Linked DNA regions of Homo sapiens: regions 1 and 2 are each linked to region 3. The links are chromatin contacts, found by Hi-C or POLR2A ChIA-PET in ENCODE. All regions are on one chromosome and are shown on one strand. Each heading gives the region's core, a stretch centred on a gene start or an enhancer-like site at or near the end of the contact. The rest is flanking DNA. Distances are from core to core; before and after follow the strand shown. Region 1 holds the start of ZC3HC1 (zinc finger C3HC-type containing 1). Region 2 holds the start of KLF14 (KLF transcription factor 14). Region 3 holds the start of CEP41 (centrosomal protein 41).

Evidence for each region. Hi-C counts contacts between places; a loop is a spot of excess contacts on that map. ChIA-PET counts read pairs that join two places held with the same protein, here RNA polymerase II (POLR2A). Pooled maps may share reads with other maps.
Region 1: a map with no recorded cell type shows a loop between it and region 3 (9-fold over the local background). The contact joins the promoter of ZC3HC1 here to the promoter of CEP41 in region 3. A Hi-C loop is called at or near these places in 1 of 37 single-sample maps with no recorded cell type and 11 of 50 pooled maps. POLR2A ChIA-PET finds 5 or more read pairs at or near these places in 2 of 52 experiments (Caco-2 and HEK293T).
Region 2: a map of B cell shows a loop between it and region 3 (13-fold over the local background). The contact joins the promoter of KLF14 here to the promoter of CEP41 in region 3. A Hi-C loop is called at or near these places in 1 of 168 maps with a recorded cell type or tissue (B cell) and 3 of 50 pooled maps. POLR2A ChIA-PET finds 5 or more read pairs at or near these places in 1 of 52 experiments (HEK293T).

Annotation. Positions count from the first base shown.
Region 1 is chr7:130,050,080-130,054,006 of GRCh38, forward strand. It overlaps ZC3HC1 (zinc finger C3HC-type containing 1), which reads right to left and starts at 1,295. Exons shown (of 10, transcript NM_016478.5): 1 at 1,142-1,295. The coding sequence starts at 1,287. RefSeq lists enhancers at 629-1,421, 1,049-1,358, 1,419-1,608.
Region 2 is chr7:130,732,593-130,736,263 of GRCh38, forward strand. KLF14 (KLF transcription factor 14) reads right to left here and starts at 1,615. Exons shown (of 1, transcript NM_138693.4): 1 at 1-1,615. The coding sequence starts at 1,441. The coding sequence ends at 470. LOC105375508 (a long non-coding RNA gene) reads left to right here and starts at 1,672. Exons shown (of 4, transcript XR_927978.3): 1 at 1,672-1,790. RefSeq lists an enhancer at 686-1,223 and silencers at 1,119-1,278, 1,349-1,428.
Region 3 is chr7:130,439,136-130,443,119 of GRCh38, forward strand. CEP41 (centrosomal protein 41) reads right to left here and starts at 1,881. Exons shown (of 11, transcript NM_018718.3): 1 at 1,799-1,881. The coding sequence starts at 1,831. It overlaps LOC105375505 (a long non-coding RNA gene), which reads left to right and starts at 2,619. Exons shown (of 3, transcript XR_927973.3): 1 at 2,619-3,553; 2 at 3,635-3,754; 3 at 3,968-3,984. RefSeq lists an enhancer at 1,567-2,321.

The sequences.
Region 1 (3,927 bases), core at 45-2,544, 390 kb before region 3:
TTTATTTATTTATTTAGAGACGGAGTCTCACTCTGTCACTCAGGCTGGAGTGCAGTGACGCGATCTCGGCTCACTGCAACCTCCGCCTCCCAGGTTCAACCAATTCTCCTGCCTCAGCCTCCCGAGTAGCTGGGACTACAGGCGCGGGCCACCACGCCCGGCTAATTTTTTGTATTTTTAGTAGAGATGGGGTTTCACCGTGTTAGCCAGGATGGTCTTGATCTCCTGACCTCGTGATCTGCCCGCTTCAGCCTCCTCAAAGTGCTGGGATTATAGGCGTGAGCCACCGCGCCCGGCGACAGGCATTATTTTAATAAAAATAGGATTACATCAACGATTATAGCTCAAAAGAAATAAACTTACTCTAAGACTCTCAGAGATTCATAGAGAGCCTCAAGCGGGTGTGGTTCTAGGCCAAAAAAAATTCACAGCATCCATAAACTTGGATGGGTAAAAATGACATTTATTTCTCTCTAAATGACAAGATTTAGCATTTTCTTCAATTATGAATGAAGGTAAAAACACCATAGTAGTATTAGCAGTACCTGCTAATTTGTCACCAATGGAAATAATGTTCCCACATTATGGTGGTTGCATGTCTTCAAATACCTTTGTGCTCATCACTACTTCAAAATTATGGTTGACAACACATACTACTAGATATTATGGACTCTTTAATAAAAAGCATTGTTACTGCGTAACTTTTTCCTTTTACCATCTTGATAACTACATTCCAATCTAACTGGTTTCCTTTATAATCCTATGTAATTTACTTTAAGCATTTAAAAATATTCTGAGAGTTAATAAGCTTCTCCAGAGAGCCAAAGGGGTCCACGGCACAAAAAAAGGTTAAGAATCCCCAATTAAGAGAAGTCAAGTGAACTCATTCAGTTAACGGTCCTCTTTACTTCCAAAAATAATGTCCGATGACAAAATTTCGGCTGCGGTTGGGAATCTGGTACACCCCGAGGGGAAGATCAAAGCCGATCAAACATAGTAACCAGAGTTTCTTTCAGATTCTAAGAAGCCATCCCCACTGCCCGAGTCGCCGACCGAGGGGAACCTCCCCCAACCCGCCACCCCTTCCCCAAGCCTTCTTCAATCTTCCAACGCCGGACCCAGGGTTAACTCGTGAACTCACGCGTCCACGCCTCCCTCTTCCGGGGCAATCCCCTCATCTATCAGCTGCCGGATTTTCTGGGGGGTCCCTTCTGGGGAGCGAACTACTGCACCCCAATTCTTTTCAACCCCTACGGCAAACGCTTGTCCCTCACAGGGCGCCGCCATCTTGGTCCGCTGCCGAGTTGCTTCCCCGAGAGTTTGAAGGCTCCGGAACTTCCGTCCTGGGAGGTTAATATCCGCCTCTTGAGGCAGCCTGGCTGGGAAAGTCTAACCGCGGGGCCCACGCCTTTTCTCATCATTTTAGAACCTTAGAGCGAGCTTAAGGAGGGCTGTACTGTTTAGGACAATCTTGATTAATCGTTTCCTTTATCAACTAGCATATTTAGGTTGATAAGAGATTTTTAGAACGCTGTCAGTCCAAATTCAGCAGGGATGAGGGGCTCAACTTAATTTTCAAGTAATATTAACTAATACGGCCGGGCGCCGTGGCTCATGCCTGTAATCCCAGCGGTTTGGGAGGCCGAGGTGGGCGGATCGCCTGAGGTCAGGAGTTCGAGACCAGCCTGGCCAACATGGTGAAACCCCATCTCTACCAAAAATACAAAAATTAGCTGGACTTGCTGGCGGGCGCCTGTAATCCCAGCTACTAGGGAGGCTGAGGTAGGAGAATCGCTTGAACCCGGGAGGCGGAGGTTGCAGTGAGCCGAGATTGCGCCACTGCACTCCAGCCTGGGCGACAAGAGCAAAACTCCGACTCAAAAAAAATAAAAATAAAAATAAATTAACTCATACGACCCTCCTAAGTTGCACCTTTCTACAAGCGAGGAAATGGTGACCCTCATTGGAGAGCAAATAATTTAGAATCCTTGTTGGAAACCGTGTTATGGATGGATTTAGAAGTCTGTGGCATTTGACACTATTGATACTCCTTCCTTAGTCCAACAAATATTTATTGAAAACGTCCTATTTATTTTTTTTGAGATGGAGTTTCGCTCTTGTTGCTCAGGCTGCAGTGCAATGGCGCGATCTCGGCTCACTGCAACCTCTGCCTCCCGGGTTCAAGCGATTCTCCTACGTCAGCCTTCCGAGCAGCTGGGATTACAGGCATTCGCCAACACGCCCAGCAATTTTTTTTTTTTTTTTTTGTATTTTTAGTAGGGACGGGATTTCACCATGTTGGTCAGGCTAGCCTTGAACTCCTGACCTCAGGTGATCCGCCCGCCTCGGCCTCCCAAAGTGTTGGGATTACAGGCATGAGCCACCGCGCCCGGCCGAAAGCATCCTATTGATAGTCTCTAGGCACTAGCAATGACAGTCGTGAGCAAAGAAGCTGTAGATCTTGGTGGAGTTAGATGTCAAATTTTCCTATAGTTTTAAAATTATGATTACAAGTGCTCCAAGGATGTACCAAGGTTATAATAGGAGAATCTAATTTAGTTTGCACATTCTCCTGAGAAAAATCAGGTACTGGAGCTGAGACGGATGAGATTGAAGGGAAGAAATCTGTACAGAATCTTCCAACACCCCAGGTTGGAAGACTGATGTGACTAAACAATGGGCAAAGAGGAAAGTGGGATCACCTCCTACCCTTCCAGCACCCTACCTGTGGGCTCCTAACTCTATCAGTGTTCCCAGCAGCAGGACCTGCAACCTATTGATCCAATTACCTTTCTGCTCTTCCTAACTCCACCACCACCCTTGTTTCTTCTTTTCTTAGCCAGCTTAAATTCATTACTAATTGTTATCATCATCCCTTTGCAAAATTTGAACATGGGTTGAGACTTAGTTAATATGAAGGAAACATTGTTGATTTCACTATATGTAATAATGGCATTGTAGTTATGGTTCTTAAAAGCCCTTCTTTATTAGAAATGCATCTTGAAGTGTTTATAGGTGAATTGATATGATGTTTGGAATTTGCTTTGAAGTTATCCAGGAAAACATGTGGAGGAATAGATGAAAAAATATTGCAAAATTTTAAACTGTCGGACTTGGATGATAGAATTGTGGGATTCATTATATTATTCTTTCTGCTATTAAGTATGTTTGACAATATCATAATAAAAAGCAAAATAAATAAGCTAAAAAATACATGTTCTTGAATACCCTTTGAATTTCCTTGAACCTCTCTTGCTTAATAGTACTTACTTGACAAAACCTCAATCACAGTTGAAGTAAGTTCTCTATTATTGCTTCTGTACCCATACAACTAAATATGGCTAAAGAGAAATGACAAACTTGTCTCTTTATATTCTTGACTTCAAGTGGGACCTTAATTCTGCCCAGTAATTATACTACCTTTATCTAGTCCACTTCTCATCCCACTTTTCATAGATGACTTATTTTTATTTTTTATTTTTTTAAATTTATTTTTTATTTTTATTTTGATTTTTTTGCAGACGGAGTCTCCCTCTGCTGCCTGCTGGAGTGCAGTGGCACAATCTCGGCTCATTGCAACCTCTGCCTCCTGGGTTCAAGCGATTCTCCTTCCTCAGCCTCCTGAGTAGCTAGGATTACAGGCACCTGCCACCATGCTTGGCTAATTTGTCATATTTTTAGTAGAGACGGGGTTTTACCATGTTGGCCAGGCTGGTCTTGAATTCCTGACCTCAGGTGATCCGCCCACCTTGGCCTCCCAAAGTGCTGGGATTACAGGCGTGAGCCACCATGCCTGGCCACCTGGCTAATTTTTATATTTTTAGTAGAGACAGGGTTTCACCACATTCACCAGGCTGGTCTCGAACTCCTGACCTCAAGTGATCTGCCCACCTCGTCCTCCCAAAGTGTTAGGATTACAGGTGTGAG
Region 2 (3,671 bases), core at 365-2,864, 290 kb after region 3:
TGTTTCCAAAGGCCTCTCACCATCCCAGTCCTGGACATTTCCAAGACTGCCACCCCTGACACCCTCTCCAAGGTCCGCCCTGGTGGATGGGTGAGACACCAGAGTCCTTTGAGACTGGGAGCTCCTCAGGCATCTGAGAATTCCAGTTTCACATCCCTGGTTCCAGGGAGGGGAGAATCTTCAGTACTCTGGAGAGTACGGGAGTTCATCCCTTCTTATCAGTTCCTGGGGGCTGTCTTGAGGCAACCCCCACTTTTAGGATGATATACACGTTGCAAGAATTCCCGCTATTTTCCGGCCCCCAGTACCTCCCCAGAGTCCACATGTCTGCCTGGACCCACCCTCAGAGCAGAGGAACCAGTCTGTGCCTTGGTGTAATGACTCTGGGAAAGAAGGATGGGCAGAGAGAAAGCAGGGACAACGGCCTGGGGGATCATCCTTGAGGGTAAGACTGACAGCAATGACTGTCCTACAGGCAGGTGGTGAAGCTGGGCGCCGGGCCGGGACCGGAGCCGGAGGCGGAGCTTTCCACCTCGCTGGTGAGTGGCGGGTCGATGCGGGGAGTTCGACGACGTCCCCGGTACTCGATCATATCTGGATGATAGGTTGGGTGGCGGCGAGCATGCTTGGTCAGGTGGTCGCTCCGGGAGAACTGCTTGGGGCAGAGGGGGCAGGAGAAGCGCTTCTCGCCCGTGTGCGTCCTGTAGTGGCGGGCCAGCTCGTCGGAACGCGTAAACTTCTTGTCGCAGTCGAGCCAGTCGCAGGAGAAAGGGCGCTCACCCGTGTGGGTGCGCTGGTGGGACTTGAGGTGCGACGACTTGTAATAGGCTTTGGTGCAGCCCGGGAAGGGGCATTGGTGGCGCTTGGCAGCAGGTGTGACAGACCTCCTCCGGGGCGCCTGATCCGCGGCGGGGGCGGGGCCTGCCCCTAGGGCCCCTCCAGAGAACCCACCAGAGGCTGCTGGTGCGCCCGGGGCAGCAGGCGCGCTTGGGACGGCGGGCGCATCGGAGGAGCTCTCGGGAGCGCAGACCGCCGCGGCGCCGGAGGCGGGAGCCAGCTCGGAGCACGGGGTCTGGACGGAGCACGGGATCGGGTCGGAGAAGCCGGACGAGGCGCGTGGAGCTTCCCCCGAGTTCTCCCAGGAGCCCTCGCCAGAGCTGCCGCGCAAGTCCGCCCAGACGCTTGCAGCCAGCAGGTGGGGCGCGGCGCCGCCCGCGCCGGGGCTGGGGGCGGGGACCTGCGGGAGCTGGGGGACCGACGCGGGCCCCGGTGGCCCCGGACCCGGCAGAGCGGACTCCGGCGGCGCCGCACCCACCTCCGAGCCAGCGGCTCCACCCGCGCCCTCGGGGTCCGGCGGGCGGCGGTGAACCACGGCGCCCGCGGACATGGACACCAGGCACTCGGCGGCGAAGTAGTCCAGGCACGCCACGGCGGCCGACATGCTGGGACCGCCCGGCCGCCGGCGAGCGCCGTCCGAACGCGGCCGGCCGCGGGCGACGGAGTTCCCGGGAGCGTCCGTCCCGCAGCCTCGGAGCGAGAAGCAGGAGGCCGGGTGCTCGCCGCCTGCCGCCTGCTGCCGCCGCCGCCGCCGCAGCCGCCGCTGCCGCCGCCGCCCGCGCGGAGCCCGCCCCGCCTGACGCGCCCCTGACGCACCGGAGCCCGCGGGGGCGGCAGAGACCCGCCCCGGCCCGCAGGACACCCCCTCGGAACGCGCGGCCCCCGGCTAAGTCATGTTTAACAGCCTCAGAAATTATCTTGTCTCCGCGTTCTTTCTTCTGCCGGCGAGCCAGGTAATGGTAACAGAGCGAAACTCCCCAGTCGGAACTTCTGGGTTGCAGCAGCCTCGCCCCCCCTCCCCGCAGCCCGCCGCCCGCTGGTCCGTCGCCAGCTGGGTGTCCCGCGGAGTCCCAGAAAGTTTTTTTTTTTTTTAAGGAAAAAAATTGCTAATACCTGACATGTCTTTCGGTTCATAATTGCGATTGTTAGCGAAGTGGTCTCGAATTCCATTTCACTCCCCGTTCGCCGCTCTCAGACTAAATTGCAAATATCCCCAAGTCTGTAGCAAAAAAAGTTTTCTCATTGAGCAGGTCAACTGTGAACCCGGGGCCGGGAGCAGTTCCCTAAATAGATCCGCTACGTAGCCATTAATTAATAGCATCTCGAACCAGAAACAGTTTTAACCTTGGAAAAGCAAAGAATCCTCTCCCGGTTGAAATTGAAACTTAAAATCCTTTGAGTAACGATTTAACTATTCAGCCAACGAAAGAAAAATGCATGTTTAAACTGCATTAACCTGTCACTGGCATCCAAACAAATTTAAACGCTGAGATATAAATTATAGTCTAGCGGCGAGATAAACACATTAAAATGGACTCCCACCATTTTAATAATAGAAAGTCACGTTTCCAATTAGGCATTATCTTGTAATTTGCTTTTGACGAAAGTTAAATGTAAGGAAATGCAGCACATGATATAGAATGCTCATATGGTGTTTTGTGATTGTGGAGGTTTGCCTTTTTTATAATCAAATGCATGTACGGTTTCTTTTACGTGTCTTCATTGCTCTCATTTTTTCCCTCGTTTTTCTTTTTAAAAATGTAAAACTACATAGAAAAACAAACAGGATAATTTCTAAAAATAGTCATATCTTAGTTTTTGATGTATACAAGCTTTTATATGAGTGAATTGTGTGCATTTTATTTGTAGTTCTTCAGTACTTTTTCTTTTGAAAATTAATACGTATGTATCAAGAATAACATACGTTCATGTATTTACTGCCTAGGGTAATCAAATGTGAAATTTTTGTTATAGTTGTTTCATGTTTTTATTTATATTAAACATTACAGATAGAGTTGAATGTCACTTTGTTTCCCTCCCCAGTTCCATTCACCTTTCTCCCTCTTCACTTTTCTAGGTAATTAGTATTATAAAGTGGCTATTTAATCTGCATTTGTTTTGATACCCGTATTACCTAATTATACATGTAAATATATGTATATCTCCATGCTTATTTATTAAAATTTTTAAGTAAATGGTTCACTAGTATACATATCATTTTGCAACTTCTTTCCCTCAATATGATTTTGACAGCTATCCAGGTTGACACCTATAGAATCTACTTTATTCATTTCAGCAGTTTTTAAATAATATTGTCAGTGTTATTATTTTTAAGGCGATTCCATTGCAAAACAGTTAATTTTTCTGAAGTTCCTCTAGACGATTAACTCTTCGTTAATCTACACATTAAAATCTATCAGATAGAATAATTTACTAGCTGTTTTAATTTTATTATTTAGAAAAAATGTGAAGATATTTAAAATGCAGAGAGAACATTACAAGCACCCATATACCTGTCTCATATAATGAATATGTTAACATTTTGTTATATCTCCCTCAGATCTATTAAGTATTCAACATTTCTGATAAAATTGAAGGTCCCCTTGTACTGCCCCCAATACCATTCTCCACCCTTTTCCCCAAAGGCAAACACTAACATGAATTTGGTATGTAACTTTCCAGTCTGGGTTTTACAATTTAACTGGATGTGAACCTATAAAATGCAGAATATTGGTTTATATGATTTTTTTAAATGTACAAACATGGTATTAGGCTGTGCATATTATTCTTGGACTTATTTTTTTCATTCATGGTATGTTTTTATTTTTTCTCTT
Region 3 (3,984 bases), core at 631-3,130:
AAGACAATTAGGATGAAGATGTTTATGATGATACACTGCCACTTAATGAATAGTAAATATATTTTCTCTTCCTTATGATTTTCTTAATAATAATCTTTCCTCCAGCTTACTTTAAGAATTCAGTACATAATACATATGAGATACAAAATATGTTAATCAAGTGTTTCTGTTATCAGGAAGCCTTCCAGTCAATAGTAGGCTATTAGTAGTTAAGTTTTTTTGCAGGGGGGAGGGGAGTAAAAAGTTGTACATGGATTTTCTACTGGGGGTTATGAGTCTGCTGTAATTATTATTAACTATAGTCACCATGCTGTGCCAGAGATCTCAAAAACCATTCCTCCTGTTTAACTGTAACTTTGTGCCCTTGGATCAACATCTTCCCATTTCTGCCCTCCTTCCCCCCACCCTCCAGGCTCTGGTAACCACCATTTTATTCTCTACTTCTATGAGCTGGACTTTTTAAGATGCCACGTATAAGTGAGATCATGCAGCATTTAGACATTACCAATTGACCATGGCTCTCTTGCAGGGCTTAGACTCAGCCTTACAGCTTTCTCAGCCTAGTACCAGGCAGCCACCAAGAGATGAAACAGTTACAACTCCTATTTGGGATAAAGGCTAAGAACCTCAGCAAGGCAGAGAAAGCCTGGACTCCTACAGGGGCCTGTTCTGAGTTCACACACTCCTTACCTTCACTTGGGCTGTTCTACCCGGGATGATGCTTCACCTGGCTAATGAATGGCCTTGCCACCCCTTCCATCTCCACAACCCTTCTCTCACTCCCTCAGTTGAGTACTACCTATTTTCTCGTAACATCTTGCTCCCCGACCACACTGTACTCAAATTCTGTTCACAGGCTCCTTCACTAGACGCAATTTATTTATTGTTTATTTTTATTTTTTTGAGACAGAGTCGCTCTTATCACCCAGGCTGGAGTGCAATGGCACGATCTCGGCTCACTGGAACCTCCATCTCCTGGGTTCAAGCGATTCTCCTGCCTCAGCCTACCGAGTAGCTGGGATTACAGGCGCCTCACCACCACGCCCGGCTAATTTTTGTATTTTTAGTAGAGACGGGGTTTCGCCATGTTGGCCAGGCTGGTCTCAAACTTCTGACTTCGTGATCCGCCCGCCTCGGCCTCCCAAAGTGCTGGGATTACAGGCTGAGCCACCGCGCCTGGTCCACTATACGCAATTTATTAAAGGGCAGAGGCCTTGTCTTCTTTGTACGTCTAGCACCTACTGCACCGTGGAAGTTTCCAATAACGTTTGTTGAAACTGCCACAAATGCAGCAGGGGACTAGCGGTGAAACAGATGAAGAAACTGAAGGGTCCTATGGAGAGAGGGGTAAGCCTAATGTCCTATTTTGCCCGTTTTCCAAAGGTTTGGTCAGCTTACTCCTGCTCTTCCTGTATCCCCACAATCAGAGATGCTGGCTGGCTTTCAACACGTGCCATTAGTGTGCAGCGCTTCCTTTGTCTTTTCTGTTTTGTAACTGTCACTCCGAGACTGTAAGCCATTTGAGGGCAAGGGCTGTGTCTTTGGGTACTTCGCTCCTCGCAGTCACAAGTACTGGCGTGCGTACGCGGGGAGAGATCGCTCCTCAAAACGGGGTCCTGAACGCTGCCCCGCGGCCCCCAAGCCCGGCCCGCCCCGCCCCTGCATCCCGACCCCTCCTCACGCCGGCCCCTTCCCGCCTTCCGGGCGGCGGAAGTCGCTGGCTGCTCTTCCCTGCCCACATGAGCCTTTTCCGGTGCGCCCGCCCCCTCCGGCTCTCCGGCCGAGACCTGGCCCTCACCTCAGGGTTCCCAATGTGCCTCCGGAGGGACATATTTTCTCCAACCGACCACGTTCGGGGTTCTAGCCTCACGGGTTGCCTCTAACCCTAGCTTCCTACCCCCACAACCTTGTTCAGCCGCCTCCCTATACCCTCTTCTCCGATTGGCCCGTCTTCCCCGGCCGGCCAATGGGGGCCCCGTTTACTCTCTCATCTCAGGGTCGCAGAAGGGCAAGACGCCGCTCAATGGTTGCCAAGGGCAACGCGGGACGCCGGCTAGCGAGGCCTTTTGTTCTCTGGGCTGGGGCTCGCCGGCTCCAGCCTTAGGGCGGGAAGAGAGGCGCGGGGGGAGGGGAAGGCTGGCGCCTGCGCAAAGCCGGGGGCGGGGGCAGTGGCTTGAGAGCCGGGACAAAACACGAGTTTTAGCTAATGTGGAACCATAAATACAACACAAGACTCCCCATCCCCCAGCTCCGTTTTATGGCCGTTTCAACCAAACATCTGGGCTACTGATTCCACAACAGGGAATATTATATGGGCCAGGGTTGTTCAGCAGAAATGGGAGAGTATGGTTTATTATTTTCTGGTTAAGTTAATATGCGAATTATGCAAAATACATGGGTAAATACAGTAATTATCGGTGCTTTAAAAGCTTTTAGGCTAGCTATAGAGCGACATCCTTAATTGCAAAGCACACGCGCTATTCTGTGGTTCATCGTTCATTTAACAAATACTTAATAAGCACCTTATGAGAAAAGCTGCAGTAGGTCTTGTGGAGAATGGGAGGATGACTAGGACCCAATCCCGTCGTCATGGAAACCATTGTGACTCCTGCCACCAGCCACCACCTGTTCCCATTCCGGATCTGAAAATGAAGTCCTAGCACCTTTACAAAACAATTACACACACAGTTTGACTTGGCTCCTAAATGTCCCACCAAATCCATCAAAATTATTATTTCCTTTTACATGAAAGGAACAACACAGTAACCCTTTGTCCTTTGCTCTAAGTTGTTTTTCCAGGAATGGAGAAAGGTTACTCTGAGCAGTTCATACTCGCCAGTTGTCTGTTAGTGAATAATAGCACACATTTGAGCTACTTCAGGGTCTGTGAGATGACCCATTCAACAACATGGCCTCACATGCCCTTGTTCTCTTAGGCACTTCAGCAACCCAACCTTAGGGCTACACCTTGGATCATGTTGCCAGTCAGTGCTGCTTGACCAGAATTTTGAATTCTGGCCACAGCTGCTTCTTGGACTTTTCATGTCACTCTTTCATGTTTATTAAGTTTTGTCTTAATTTCCATAATCTTTGCCAGTTCTTTAACCCCTCTAAAATTCTCAGTCTCTCACTCCTCTGCTAAGGAAGGGTTTGAAGGCTGCAAAAAATTGGAAGGAGGCAGAGGGAAGAATGTTAATCTAGAAGCTTTTGCATAGCAAGCAGAAACTTCTAGATTCATTAGTATTTAGAATGTATGCTTACCTGGTGCACCTTGTGGGTAACCATAGAGATTATGGATAGAATAACGGGAAAGGAGAGAGGGAGATGATAGGGGACTACACTCAGAGGTGGTGAGAAAGACAGAAAAGGAGAGATTTAAAGACGTGTAGGTAAAATCAATAGTATACATGAGAAGAGGTAAGGGGTGCAAGGAATAGAAATTCATCAAAGATGGCTATAGTTTCTCTAACTTGAGGAACTGAGTAGATGGGCGATAATGCATTAATCAAGTTAAAGAACAACAGTCAAAAAGCCAAAACAGCAGAAAGTACAAGTAGGTCCAACAGTCCATTCAACTTCCATTCTTCAGTGTTTTGGCTCACTTCTTTGTACGGTTGTCTCTCTTTTGTTCCAGAGAACATCTGGTTTACTTGCCTCACTAGTCATCGTGGTTGTCACATTTGGACTGCACAGGAAGCATTATAGAGAGATTATAGAACCCGGCTGGTTCTTGGATCCAACTGACTGTGTGTCTGTGTGTCTGGGTGGGGTAATTTAAATACATGTTCCCTCCCCAATCCCTCAATTCTGATTCTGGCCGGCGGGTGGGGAGCGGGGGGTGTTGTGGTCCAAGGAGACTCTCCTTTAAAAGAGTCACCCCTTTCCTTCACATTTGGCCTCAATGGAATCCTTGGAAAGCTTAAAGCTATAAACCAAAAGACTTTTAACATCATGTATTTCTCTTTAGGATTCCTTTTGGATCCT